Regions from separate parts of the Homo sapiens genome. Here region 2 is linked to region 1. Evidence: read pairs that join two places in POLR2A ChIA-PET (ENCODE). Cell type or tissue: MCF 10A. All regions are shown on one strand. Links, peaks and the distances in the headings refer to the core of each region. The heading gives the core; the rest is flanking DNA.

Region 1 (7,993 bases), core at 1,474-6,473:
TATTTATAAAAATGGCTTGTGGTTGTTTAACATACCTCTTCAATGACTATTGATTCACCAGACAGTGGTGGTGTATTAGGGTCATCCTTCTCAGATTTGGTGGCGTAAATCTGGGGATCTTGTTAAAATGCAGATCCTGATTTAGGAGGTCTGGGATAGAGCCTGAGAGTCTGCATTTTTAACAGGTTCTCAGGTAATTCTGCTGCTGCTGGTCCAAGGACCACACTCTAAGTAGCAGGTGTTAGGGAGTAAGCATAAAGAAATGGCGGCCAGGCGTGGTGGCTCATGCCTTTAGTCTTAGTGCTTTGGGAGCTTGAGGCGGGAAGTTTGTCTGAGGCCAGGAGTTCGAGACCAGCCTGGGCAACATAATGAGACTCTGTCTCTACAAAATCGTTTTTTAAAAATTAGCTGGGCATAGTGGTGTGCACCTCTAGTCCTAGCCACTTGGAAAGCTGAGGCAAGAGGATTGCTTGAGCCCAGAAGTTCAAGGTTTTAGTAAGCTAGGATCATGCCACTGCAACTCTAGCCTGGGTGACAAAGTGAGACCCTGTCTATTAAAAAAAAAATTCTTTATTTTTTAAAAGAAGTGGCTAAGAGATGGGCTTTGGGCTCATATCCCCACTCAGCCATTCACTAACTGTGTCTTTAGGCAAGTTTATTAATCTTCTCGAGCCTCACCTTCTTTGTCTACAAAATGGGGATTAAATCATAGTGTTTTGTGATGACCAAATAAAGTAACATAGGTATGTAAAGTATTTAGCAAAGGGCCTGATCCATCATGGTCATTCCAAGAAGTATAGCTGGGATAATTGTTTGCCCCATCTCCTATCTATTCCAATGGTTATTTTCTCCACCGGCTGTATATTCCTTTTTTTTGAGGCAGAGTCTCGTGCTATCACCCAGGCTGAGGTGCAGTGGCACAATCTTGGCTCACTGCAGCCTCCGCCTCCCAGGTTCAAGCGATTCTCCTGCCTCAGCCTCCAGAGTAGTTGGGATTACTAGTAGCGGGAGGCACCTGCTACCATGCTTGGCTAATTTTTGTATTTTTAGTAGAGACAGGGTTTCACCATGTTGGCCAGGCTGGTCTCGAACTCGTGACCTCAAGTGATCCACCCACCTCGGCCTCCCAAAGTGCTGGGATTACAGGTGTGAGCCACCATGCCTGGCCAACCCCTTGTATATCCCTGATACTCAGCTGCCCTTAGCTCCCTTCAGACAATTTCCAGTGTTCCAGATTGGCAGCTGCTGTAGAATGTCCTGTTTGTCTTCAAGGCAACAAGGCAACCTCTAGGTCCAAATCTATAGCTAAAGCTAATACTATTTTCTTTTAGCACCTCAAGAAGAGAGCTCACAGCGGAATCATTACCAAACTCTCTGCTGAGCAGTTGTTCAAGAAACAGTGCAGCCCAGGTCTCTCTCCCCATCTCTACCCAGCATCAGCATCCCTCAGACTCTTCAAGAAACTTTTGGAACGTTTACTTTTGGAAAAGTGAGCCTTCAGGAGCCCCAGCTGCCTCATCAGTTATCTGGGCCGACATAGGTTTCCAATCCTTTTCTATAGGGTGAGCATGAGTGAACGCGCACTGGCATCCTCCCATCCTGGGGCAGGGAGAACTTCTCATTTCCTCCCAGCAATGTGCAAACTCAGGTTTCATGCTTAGGCAAATTAAGTCCCCCAAATAGCACTGTTCACCAAGGTAAACATACAGATAATTTGCAGTACAGTTCCTGATTTACAAAAGAACATTTCAGAAACCAGAGCTACAACATCAAGGCATTGAAACGAGGCAAAAGCTCCACACGCCCTCCTTCAGACGTGCACGGAGCCAGCCAGGGCCAAATGTGTGAGGGTGTGACGCCACTGGTTCCTATCAGACGGGGTCTTCTTCTGTTTAATGTGAAATCAAATGAGAACATAAACAGACTGCTAGTAAAGCTCCGAGCATATGTGTGCAAAACCGTGTTTAGAATGGTTCGAAGTTGCCCAGAGGAGTCCAGAGGTAGAGGAAGTGGATGTGCTGCCCCGCAGGCCCTGGGTATTGAATTCATTTTCCCCACCCTGAAGACAGCTCTTGTGCCTGGAAGATGAAAGGACGGGCGGACAGCAAGAGACATTTGAAAGTTACTGGAGTGGGATTAGGAGTATGGAGGCCACATTGGGAGCATTATGCTGCATGTTATGGAAAAAGAAATAAAAGCTGCTGCTTCCTTTTCTTCTTGAGCAACTCTTCTATCTGTAGGTCCTCAGCCCCTCCTGTTCTCACCTCCTTAGCTGGGTCAGCTCTTCTCCCATTGTTTCAGCCTCCACCTTCATGCTGACCATTCTCCAGTCTTCACCACCAGTGCAGCCCAGATCTTCCTCCCGTCTCCTGCCCTGCATCAGCATCCCTCACACCGTCACTTTATTCACCCTCTTCACCATGCTGAACCTGCTTCTCCTTCTGTGATTCCCACACCCAAGTAAATCTTCACTTGAATACAGGGTTCTGCAGCTTAAAAAATCATAACAAACTATCTCACTGCTTGCTTTCAAATCTGGCACGATGTAGCAGAGCTGTGTGCCCAAATCCAACAATTCTGGTCCCCAAGGATGGGGAGGTGGTGTGCTCAAGCCCCAAGGCTTGGAGGCTGCTGCAAGAAGCAGACCTGTGCAACTGCTTGCTGCCTTGGCACAATGTTTTCCTTAAAGATGTTGCTCATTACATTCCATAACAGCATCTTAATGAGAACCTATGGGAGAAATTTCCCCTGGGGTCGGCTGCGTAGGATTAGATATTTTCATCCTGAGCAAGTGAGGCCGTTTTGGTTCTGTGAATGCCATGTCATATTATAGCTTACATCAGAAAGCCCAGACCTGCCTCTAGGAAGTATATAAGCAGGTATAAAAATAGATGTTGTATGCTAACTCCATTCCTGACTTTCTTGTGTCTTCGTCTACTTATTTTAATTTATTTTATTTGGTATTATTACATATATTTATGTAAATCTTCTTTAAAGTAGGACATAACTTATGCAGAATTATATCCCCTATTCTCATATTTTAGTAAATAAACACATGCATACAGTATCTGTGAGGATCTATTTATTAAGCAGAAAAATGCAACTTTTTATAGACAACCCGATTTGGTGGACTCCACCCAAAAGATGAACAAAATCAAAGTCACAACAGCACCTGTAGTAACCTGTTATAAAATAGTGCAGCATTGTGAAGAGAGATTTAGACCTTGAATGTCAGTAGGAGGCAAGTAGAAAGAATTTCAATGGTAGGTAGCAGCCAAAATTCAGATCACTTCTATGTGGCCTAAAACACAGTTATGCCAAGAGTAATTATGGGATGTGCAATAATAAAATATTGGGGACTGTATTTCTGATAAAGGGAAGACTCTGGCAACCAAATGAGGGGACCACAAAGGACGAGAATCATATGAGCCTTTTCCAGACACTGGGCAAAGTGTTCTGAGAGGTTATTCCTCTTGGGCTTCCCTAATGGGCCATTAGAAAAGGGACTGTTTGCTGGTTAACAGAGATGAAAGTTTCTGTCATTTTTCTGCAAGTGAACAGGTCTTTAATATTTCCTGAAACCACAGGTCTGCTTTGTATCCTTTAACTGAAACAACTATAATCCTTAACACCAGAGAGCTGTGGGCCCCCAGTAGTGCAGTGGCAGTCGAGGGGAACAGAAACACCTGCAGGAAAATTAGGCAGAGTGTATTTTTTTTTTTTTTTTTTTTGGCAAGCCATGTCTGGGATCTGTAAATGCTGATCACTTGTTCACTGGTGGCTTTTCTTTACTTTCTTTCTTCTGCCTTTTTTTTTTTTTTTTTTTTTTGTCAGGTGTTTTCAATGACTCCCCTACCTGAGTAAGGTACTAGATGGACATATTTTGCACCGATTCCCATTAGGCTTAAATAACATTCTCCATCTCCATTTGTTCATGTTATTTGTCATGTTCACAACTTCTGTTTCTGATGCCAAGCCTTAGTTCTTTTAATTGGGTAACCTTTCTCTTTCTCTGACACTAGTGAAATTACTTTTACTAGAGTCTGCAGTTTCCTAATCATTGCTTCTGGATTTGGGGTTTTATGGAAGGATCAAGGACAAATGAAGAGTGAGAGGCAGGAAAGAAGGTTAACTTTAGTTTTGGGAAACTGAGCACTAATTCACAGATATGCATCTCGGAGTCTGAAACAGAGACTTTTCATTAGTCGATGGAATAAACAGACAAATTTGGGGAAGAAACAGGCTGGGCTGTTTTTTATATGTTGATGGGGATTTGGTTTAAATTTTGAAGCATACTTCAGCTTTTAGTTGCCAGATTTTAAAAGTACGTACCCTTCACTCTTTAGGAGAAGGTTTGAAAAAAAACTGTGTTTCCTGTTGAAGGCCAGTGATACCTGGCAGCTTACAGTTAGAAAACTCTATAACTTTATTATTTTCATTTGCACTTAAAACTGCTATGAGTTTTTTAATGCAAAAAATAGTGATTGAGAAAGAAAAAAGTGAACATATTTATATTCTTCCCCCTCAGAGAGAAACACTGTTAACATTTTGTGTATTTCGGTCCAGGTTCTTTTCTGTGTGTGTAAGCACACATATGTGTTTATATTGTATAAAATAAGAGATTCATGCTGGACATACATTGTTTGTAACTTCCTTCCTTTCCTTCCTTTCTTTCTTTCCTGAGCTAGGGTCTCGCTCTGTCACCCAGGCTAGAGTGCAGTGGTGGGATCTCAGCTCACTGCAACCTCCGCTGCCTGGGCTCAAGCGATCCTCCCACCCAAGCCTCCCAAGTAGCTGGGACCACAGGCACATGCCAGGATGCCTGGCTAATTTTTGTTATTTTTTGTAGAGACAAAGTCTTACTATGTTGCCCACGTTGGTCTCGAACTCCTGAGCTCAAGCGATCTACTCACCTTGGCCTCCCAAAGTGCTGGGATTACAGGCATGTGCCACCATGCCCCGCCACTTTTTTTGTTAATGTTTTAGACATATCCCATGTATATATAAATATAGATCATTGTCATTAATAATAATGACGGTTTAATACTATGTGATGTGTTGCAATTTATTAAATTCCCTATTTTTTGAAATTTAAGTTGTATATCTGTTAACTCTTGCCATAATATTGCTGCGTAACAACTACAAAAATAAGGCAGATAGAAATAAGCACTTCCTTCTTGCTCGTGAGTTTTCAGCATGGCTGAGGTGGTATTGGTACATAATGAGGTGGAGCGGGCTCTGCTCCCTGAGCCTCTTACACCCTTCCTGGGATCTTCTCATCGCGTTGCCAGCTAGAGTTGACAAAAGTGCAGGAGTGCAAAGCCCAATCACATAAATGTTTTTCAAGCCTTGCATTGCATCTTAGTCACAAATATTCCATTGGCCAAAGTAAGTCACGTGGCCCAGCCTAAAGTCAGGGGGCAGGGAGTGCACTGGACCTGTGAAGAGGAGCGCAGTGGATAGTAAAATATTTTCAAACACTCATCAACTCTACCATAGTCTATCTTCATTTTTCATTGTAAACACATCCATGAACACCCCATGCATGCAGTTTACATACCTGATTGACTTTTTTTATAGATTCATAGAACTGAAATTTGGTCCAATGTCAAATAGTATACAAAGTTTTAATTTTTATGCCTGTGACCAGACCACCCTTGTTAGACTTGTTTAAAAACAGAGCAGTTTGTTAGATTGTTTTGGGGTAGGGAAAAAGGAGGATGCTCACTAAGCCAACAACAAACAAATAAAAACCTGCATTTGATTGGAAGAAAAAAAGCTCTAAAAAGTGAAAAATTCTCACATTAAATGTAACATTTAGACTCTGTGATAAAAGAAGCCTCGATTAGTTCTCAAAGATCCAGGATAAGGTAATCTGATGTTTTTGGAATACTATATTATTAGGCTTCTATGGAAAGTACTAATAGCTACTTCTTTGTTTCTAAGTATGCTTATAAAATCAGAGTCATTCCTTCATATATATTTATGTATATAAAACTTTGAGAATTTCTGGGATGATGAAGTTTTTAAAAATAGACATAAAAGTTTGAAAATACAAGTAGATTGATGCTTTCACTGAACCACAAGGATTTTTCTAAGTAGCTAAGTCCTTCACTGAATTCCAGCAGGCAGTGGTAGTGGAGAAGTAATTTCTTAGATACACGTAGCCCAGATGGAGAAGAGAAGACCTTCTTTCTCAACTCTCATTTTTCTCTTCCTTTTAGCCAGTCCTTCCTTTTTGCCCCTCTTCATGCTCTAGCCTCTTTCCCCTTTTCATTTGTTCATTAAGCCTGTAATTACCTAAAAAGAAATAAGAAAAAGAAGGACAAGATGTGTACGTATATGCTCATAGTTGGATAGAACAACCATTTCATTATTTCTATTGGCTAGAGTATTATTTTCTCACCTTATTAAGTGATCAATCCTTCTGTAGACATTTATGAGAACACCATGGTTTCTGATAAATACATGTTTTGAGTGAATTCCCTCTAAGTAAATATTGAAAAGGCAGGGATTCTTTATGTGTTTCCAGTCATTGCTTGAAAACTCAGCCTTTTGGCTTTAAACACCAGAATAATTGCTCAGAGCCATAAGTGCCCTTCCCAAAGTCCAGCAACAACATGTGGAGCCAACTTAGAAAACATGGGGTAAAAAAATAATCCCTGCTCCTTCTGGCCATAGTCTGATCAGTGTGTTTGGTTTCAAGTAACAGTAACAACTTATAGCAGCTTAAACCAAGAGGGATTTACTTTCCTATCATAACAAGAAGTCTGAAGGTAGACAGTAACTACAGTTGATTCAGTGGCTTAACACTGGTATCATCTCTACTGATTCTCCCATGGTCTCAAGAGGGCTCCTGTGGCTCCAGCCATCATATTTGAGTTCAAGGCAGACAGAAAGATGGAAAGGACTGTACTGTAACTTTTTTTTTTTTTGAGACGGAGTCTTGCTCTGTTGCCCAGGCTGGAGTGCAGTGGCACGATCTCGGCTCACTGCAAGCTCCGCCTCCTGGGTTCACGCCATTCTCCTGCCTCAGCCTCCCGAGTAGCTGGGACTACAGGCACCTGCCACCACACCCAGCTAATTTTTTGTATTTTTAGTAGAGATGGTGTTTCACTGTGTTAGCCAGGATGGTCTTGATATCCTGACCTCGTGATCTGCCTGCCTCGGCCTCCCAAAGTGCTGGGATTATAGGCATGAGCCACCGTGCCCAGCCAACTTTTTTTTTTGAGAGGGAGTTTTGCTCTTATTGCCCAGGCTGGAGTACAGTGACTCGATCTTGGCTCACTGCAACCTCCACCTCCCAAGTTCAAGCGATTCTCTTGCCTCAGCCTCCCAAGTAGCTGAGACTACAGGTGGCCGCCTCCACACACGGCTAATATTTTGTGGTTTTAGTAGAGATGGGGTTTCACCATGTTGGCCAGGCTGGTCTCAAACTCCTGTCCTCAGGTGATCCACCCACCTCGGCCTCCCAGAGTGCTGGGATTACAGGCATGAGCCACCACGCCTGGCCTGTACTGTAACTTTTAATAGGAAAGCAAACCTTTCTCATAACTGCCACCCTCCCCCACAGCAGAGTTCAACTTATATCTCATTGGCCAGAACCATTGCCATGCCCATCCCAGCTATGAAGGAGACTAGGAAAGTGAGTATTTTTTTAAAGACAAAAAAAATAAGGAGGTTGAGAATAGGTATTAAGATTGCTAATAAACAGTATCTTTTACAGTAAGGAATACAAAATATTAAAGAGCTATCTTTAATATTTAATAAAAGCACCATCCAGGGACATAGAGAAACATGAAAGAGAGAAGATGCATAGGCCAAGTTGGGCTGACTACAGGCTCGAGTCCCTCAGACTGATTACGCAGTCACAGTCTCCAATACCTCAATTCTTCTTGAGTACCTTCATAAACTCCCCTCAATCTTCATACGTGTGAATATATGTAAATGTGTGGCTTGCATCTTATTTGAATTTTAATCTATGTTGGTTTCA
Region 2 (7,068 bases), core at 1,671-6,670, 200 kb after region 1:
AGGGATTCAACTTCTTCCTGGTTTAGTCTTGGGAGGGTGTATGTGTCCAGGAATTTATCCATTTCTTCTAGATTTTCTAGTTTATTTGCATAGAGGTGTTTATAGTATTCTCTGATGGTAGTTTGTATTTCTGTGGGATCGGTGGTGATATCCCCTCTATCATTTTTTATTGCGTCTATTTGATTCTTCTCTCTTTTCTTCTTTATTAGTCTTGCTAACGATCTAACAATTTTATCAGTCTTTTCAGAAAACCAGCTCCTGGATTCATTGATTTTTTTGAAGGGTTTTTTGTGTCTCTATCTCCTTCAGTTCTGCTTTGATCTTAGTTATTTCTTGCCTTCTGTTAGCTTTTGAATTTGTTTGCTCTTGCTTCTCTAGTTCTTTTAATTGTGATGTTAGGGTGTCAATTTTAGATCTTTCCTGCTTTCTCTTGTGGGCATTTAGTGCTATAAATTTCCTTCTGCACACTGCTTTAAATGTGTCCCAGAGATTCTGGTACATTGTGTCTTTGTTCTCATTGGTTTCAAAGAACATCTTTATTTCTGTCTTCATTTCGTTATGTACCCAGTAGTCATTTCAGGAGCAGGTTGTTCAGAGAGTCTCGCTCTGTCGCCCAGGCTAGAGTGCAGTGGCAAGATCTCGGCTCACTGCAAGGTCCGCCTCCCAGGTTCACACCATTCTCCTGCCTCAGCCTCCCGAGTAGCTGGGACTACAGGCGCCCACCACCACGGCTGGCCATATACTTTTCTTCTTAGACATCAAAAGCCTACCTGATTTAACTGGCACAGTTGTGTGTTCTTATGGCTTTTGCACCCAACTGTCTGTCGGAGTAGTTGCCTCTTCCCAGAAGAACAAAAAGAGAAAGAAAAGTAGACATGCTTCTTCTGTGCGTCTCCTGTGCTGACCTCATTCTATTCAGAGAATGGTTTCTCTAGGGGTATAAATGTGTGATGATGTGTTTATGCCTCTCCACCTTACTCCCCCAGCCCTAGGCTGCATCCAGTGGTCTAAGTGGCATTCCTCTGCTCTTGCTCTTATGTGGTCTCCAGTTCTTGGCCTTGTCTTCCATTTACAGTCCAGCTCTGCCCATTGAAATTGGTCTTTGCAGAGCTCTTATTTCCAGCTGGGATGCTCTTGGACAAGTTCCTTAACTTTTCTGAGATTCGGTTTCCCCATAGGCAAAATAGGAAAACAATTACAATGTCATAGAACTATTACCTTTAAATGAGAAAATGTAGGTAAAATACCCTGCATGTCAACCCTATTAGTTCCCATATCTCCCTGGATCAGTGCTTTTCACCCTGGCTGCACATTGCACTCATGGGAGGCATGCTGTGTGAGGCATGTTTGAACTATGCTGATGCCTGAGTCCCACCTGCATGTTTAATTGGTCAGGGGCACAGCCTGACAGCCTGGACTTCAGGATTTTTTTTTAAACTTTAAAGGTGATTGCAATGTCCTTTCAGGATAAAAGGCCTTTTCCCTATGTCAGTAGGTGTCAACTAGGGACTATTCTGCACCCGCTCCCCATACATTTGGCAATGGCTGGAGGCATTTCGATTGTTACAGTGAGGGCAGAGAAGGGGGGAGGCGGGTGCTGCTGGCATCTGTCGATAGAGGCCAGGGATGCTGCTGAACCTTCCACAGTGCACAGGGCGGCTCCCACAGTGAAGAATTATTCAGCTCTAAACCTCAGTGGTGCTGAAGTAAGAAACCCTGGCCTGTTTGATCACTAAGATCCCTTTCAGTGCTGAAGTTTTGTAGGCCACTTATTTCAGAATGATATTTTTAAAATAACAATAAATATCTAAGGTTTTCTTTGAATGACCGTTTTATGTACCATTAAGTTCACATTCATCAGCTCACTCTGAATCCTTAGCTTCCAATCCAATCCCCCTCCTTTGGTTTACTTTCCAGATTTCACTCAGTTCTTGGTAGTGGGCCCCTAGATTGCTTATCTCTGAACAGCTGTGAGGCAGCCCCAACAACAGAAGTACCATCTTAAAATGCCCTTTTATAGCCAGCCCTGTGGTGTTTGGAGTCCTTTCTTGCTTTCTTAATACATGGCAGAAGAATAAAGGACAGAAAAAAAAGAAAAGCAAAGAAAGTCAGTTTTTCTTTGGATTCTCATAGAACTCTGATCATCTCTCCAGCTCGGTACTTAAATATATTTTACTGTAGTTTATCTGTTTACATGTCTGTGCTCTTCCCGGTGAGGCCGTGCAATCCTTGAAGACAAACAGGCCAGCCTTAGACAGTCTTCTCTGGAGTACACACCATGAGCCAGGAACTGTGCTCAGTGGTGTGGATACAGAAATAAAGGTCGTGCTGGCTCTCCTGAGGCCCATGCATGGTGTGCAGCCCGTGTGGGGGTTCTGTGCTCAGACATCTTAGCCCCTCTTGATCATGAGACCTCGCTCGTGGTACTGGAGTCATATTACTACTCACTAGATGCTTGGAATCCTGGGTCTCCCACCTCCTTCATCTAACCCTCACAACACTCACACAAGGTGGGAACTAATGTCATCATCTGCATTTTATAGTTGAGGGACCTGCCTGTGGTAAACAATTTGTGAGGGGTGGAGTCAGGACTTGAACCTGGGCACAGGCCTCACTTATGACCTTCCCTGCATGTTTATGACCATGGCCATTTGCAAGAAAAATATGGCAGGGTGGGGTGGTATTTGTGTCTTCTCACTTCCCAGCCACTGGAAGAAAGACATGTTCCACTGAATTCCTTGCAGCCATCTTGCACCCTCCTCACTGTTCCATCCCTGTCCCCACTGCTACCTCAAACTTGATTACAATCATGCATCCCATGCTCTCTTTGGGAATCCTTGGGCTAAATCTCCATAGTTATTATCTTAGTCACTAGACTTGCACCATCTTGCCTCAGCAGACCTTCTGGAACTAGCTTTTAAAAGAGTATCCAGCTCTTAAAAAGAGTAGAACATTTTAGAGAAATAAAACATCAAGTGTGTGTTTTTTCTTTTTTTATTGTGGTAAAATATATATAAACATAACATTTATCATTTTAATGATGTTAAGTGTATAATTCAGTGGCATTAAGTACATTCACTGCTATCACCACGATCCATTTTCAGAATTTTTTTTTGAGACGGAGTCTCGCTGTGTCGCCCAGGTTGGAGTGCGGTGGCACGATCTCAGCTCACTGCAACCTCTGCCTCCCGGGTTCAAGCGATTCTCCTGCCTCAGCCTCTTAAGTAGATGGGACTACAGGCATGCACCACCATGCCTGGCTAATTTTTGTATTTTTAGTAGAGACAGGGTTTTACCATGTTGGCCAGGATGGTCTCAATCTCTTGACCTCGTGATCTGCCCACCTCGGCCTCCCAAAGTGCTGGGATTACAGGTGTGAGCTACTGCGCCCAGCCTCAGAATATTTTCTTATCCCAAAAGCTGTACTCAGTAAACAATAGCCCCCTTCTTTCCCCGTCCTCCAAGCCCCTGGTAACTTCAACTCTCTGCCTCATGCACTGACCTATTCTAGGAACCTCATACAAGTAGAATCACACAGTATCTGTCCTTTTGTGTCTGGCTTATTTCACTTAGCATAATGTTTTCAAGATTCATCCCTGTGGTAATATGCACCAGAATTTCATTTCTTTTTTATGTATATGCCACATTTTGTTTATCCATTCATCTGTTGATGGGCACCTGGGCTGTTTCTCTCTTTTGGTTATTGTGAATAATGCGCTATGAACATTGGCATACAACTACCTGTTTGAGTCACTACTTCCAATTCTTTTGGGTATATACCTAGGAGTGGAATTGATGAGTCATATGGTAACTCTATATTTAACTTTTTGAGAAACTGCCAAACTGCTGTCTACAGCAACTGCCCCATTTTATCTTCCAACCAGAGTTTCAATGTCTCCACATTCTCGCCAACACTTCAAGTGTGTTTTTGAAAGAGTATTTAAGCATGTGATATAATAGGCACCAATGGTCAGCTCTGAGGCATCAGGACAAGATGCTGCGCTGGGCTTTGTTACCTGCTGCAGGTCATGGCAGCCCCTGGAGACGATTAAGTCACAAACAACTCAAAGTGATATCCTGACTCTTGGCTGAATGTTCCTCGTCAATGCTGGTAGATGAGGAAAGTGATCATTGAGTATTTGTTTTTTATTTGGACTCAGTTCTTGCCTTTTCTTCACCAAAAGCTTTTATGACTCTTGTCCAGAACCAAATATTCACAAAACAAAGATTCCATGCCAAAGAGACTGTGCCCTCTTGCTGTGATTTGGAAAGATGCTGTTGTTTGTTTTAGCACTCCTGGACTTACTTTTGGATTACATACTTTCCACATGGTGTCTGACAGCGCACCTCCCTTTGATTTAGGACAGCTCTGATGTCCTTGCATCTGTTTACAGGGACTTTCTTTTCACTTTCAGAGTCCTTTGCCTTGAAAAGCTTTCAGATATGCTGGAACGAAAGGAAATCAACTCTGCCCCACCCCCTTCTGCTGATTGTTTCACATTTTCTGCTTTGTATTGATAGTTAGCACCTAGCTACCCTGGAAATGTGAGACTGAGTTTTCCTGTTTGTACATGGATTTGTCTTTCATTTTCTGGGGAAATAGTTAAGCTGTGGTTTGTTTTTGCTTTTAATTGTATCGTCTGTCTCAGAAATATGCAAAATGCCCACACCTGTTTTCCTACACTTAATGTGATACTTTCCTCAAATGCAGGAAACAGTTGCTGAGCTGGCTGAGTCTTGAATTTTTATGGAAGTGATTTGACACCGCTATCCTTGCATGAGGAATAACATTGTCTCCTAGCCCACTCTAGGCAGCAGCGCCTAAGGACAGCATCTTCAGCAGGGCTGTTAATCGCTCCCAGGTCTCCTATCTGGATTAGGATAATAGCTGAGAATCCATTATCTGCAAGTCCAATGTGGTTAACACTGTCCCTAGATCCGCCTATTCCCTAACCCACTTGGAAGTGCATTTAAATCTTCCCTGTTTGAATCAAAGTCTTGCTTTTTTGTGATATGTTAGATCACTGAGCTACCACATTAGGGAACTAATACAAGCTAAGCCCCAAGAAGAGATATCTAAGGTTTAAACAACGTTTAATAAATATAGTTGACTTAATGAAAGAGAAGTGACTCCTGAGAAAAACAGTAATCTTGAAGATTTCTTAACCAACAGCTGGGGATGACCCACCCTTTGCTTCTCCATGGTTACTGCTCTCACTGGGAGCCTCTCTTCCTTCCTCGTGAGCATCAGAGCTTCAGAAATGTGAAACCTGCCTTCTAAGATTGCCCTCTTCTCTCTTCAGGCCTTACTTTCCCATGGAAGAAGTTGAGCACCCTTTCCCCTTTTTTATTAAGCAGAACTCTAGGCACATTGTGCTCTTCTTCTAAACCTTGAAGTCTTGCAGATAAGTCACTGAAGGGGTGGTCTTTGAAGATAAGCCTCCTTTCTCCCTCTCATCATGAACCGCCTTTATTAGCTTTGCTCTGGCTGTTTTAGCATCAACAGCTTTAAGAATAACTTTTGGCATCTCCTGACTCTACCCTACTCTGTCCCCAAGCCAGACACTATTCTCTGAATTAGAAACCATATAAATGTCAGCATGGGAAAGACTCACTCCTTCTGTCTGAATTCTGAATCAATATTCATGTTCTTCCTTGGAAAATGTACTTTCACATAGCCCCACCCTTTAACTTTCTTTGTGGCCTTATAGTCACGCCTATATTTGTTATGCTTTGGGGGCAGAATTTGTCTCATTGATCAATATTTATTTTTCCCTTTATTATCTAGTGTTTAGTGTGAATCAGGACTGATTTTCTTTCTTTGATTAAAGAAAACATTGCTCTTTGTCTGAATTGATATTCCTGCAAGATAATTAAACATTTCAATGGATATCTGTAAGCACCTACTGTGTACAATATATTATGAAGAGAAAGAGTTGAACGATACATGGCCCCTTCCCTGAAAGGCATTTACTGTCCATTTGGAAATCCTTTGATGACTTTGAAAAGAGACCCAGTGCTATGGGAGTGCAAAGGATGGAGAAATTAACTCTAATAGGATAATCAGAGGAGGCACCTGGGGGAGGTGGTATTTAAACTGGGCTTGTAGAGCAGGGGCTGGCAACCTTTTTTTTGGAAAGACCATATAGTAAATATCTTGGGCTTTGCAGGCCATTTGGCCTCTGTTACAGCTACTCAGCTGCACAGTGAGAAAGCAGCATAGACAATATGTGAATGAATGGGGGTGCCTATGCTCCAATAAAATACGATATACCAAAAAAGCCAGCCGCCAAGTTTAGCCCTCATGCTGTGGTTTGCCCACCCTTGTTTTGGTGGATGGATAGGCTTTTCTCAGAAGAAATAGGGAAAGAGCATTTCAATCTGAAGAAGCAGCACAAGCTAAGGTACAGAGAAGGAAGAATGTGAGGCATGTTCTGGACTTAGTCACTTATGAAATAAGTGAGGGTGACCTTGACATTTGAGACTGCAAATACAGGGTATAGCTAGGCCTGTTTCATCCTGAACCACATCCTTTGTATTAAATCTGAAGATGCTCGGCTGGAGAAGAGTTGTGACAGGGTCCTGCCTCTGCTCTGCAGACAGTTTGGGGCAGTTGTAGAGGAGGAGGGGGAGCGGCTGCTGTAAAAAGGCCTGGCCTATAGGAAGAGTCTGAGGCAGGGGAAGTGACTAATAACAAGGATACTGCTATGTCAGTGGGCTCTGTGATTCCAAACAGTAAATTTGACCGTGTTAGAAAACCAGAGTTTTTGCGTGTGTTTTTAATCAGTGACTGTAGGTTGAGCACCTTATGATAGAAGAACGTAATACACACCACAGTATTGCTACATCAGGGAGTGATAAACTGCACTTGGAAACTTGAGATGATCTGGAGCAAATCAGAGTAGAAAAGACGGATAAATAATTTTGGGAGTTGGAAATTTAGGTAATCAGTCCTCTTTAAAAAGAGGGGAGTGGTTGCATTTGAGATAAGCTAAATCCCTTCCCTTGTCTCTAAAGCAGTACTTTTGAAACCTAGTCCAGCCTTTCCTGTCTTTCCTGTTTTGTTGG

Evidence for each region. ChIA-PET counts read pairs that join two places held together with the same protein. Peaks named below come from ENCODE experiments on the same cell type or tissue, not always from the same donor. Only the 100,000 strongest peaks of a DNase experiment are listed, where the experiment ranks them.
Region 2: POLR2A ChIA-PET joins it to region 1 with 5 read pairs; 3 of 35 experiments call an interaction of 5 or more read pairs at or near these places.

Annotation. Positions count from the first base shown.
Region 1 is chr15:71,475,374-71,483,366 of GRCh38, forward strand. All of the region lies in intron 7 of THSD4 (thrombospondin type 1 domain containing 4), which reads left to right. It overlaps LOC107984716 (a long non-coding RNA gene), which reads right to left. Exons shown (of 3, transcript XR_001751787.2): 3 at 3,070-6,300. Among named protein-coding and RNA genes, the nearest start is that of THSD4-AS2, 210 kb to the right of the region's middle. RefSeq lists a silencer at 1,730-1,819. In MCF 10A, for the core only: no CTCF peak of the experiment used is centred there; no DNase peak of the experiment used is centred there.
Region 2 is chr15:71,673,185-71,680,252 of GRCh38, forward strand. The region is part of intron 8 of THSD4 (thrombospondin type 1 domain containing 4); the gene reads left to right. Among named protein-coding and RNA genes, the nearest start is that of THSD4-AS2, 15 kb to the right of the region's middle. In MCF 10A, for the core only: no CTCF peak of the experiment used is centred there; a DNase peak (open chromatin) is centred at 3,807.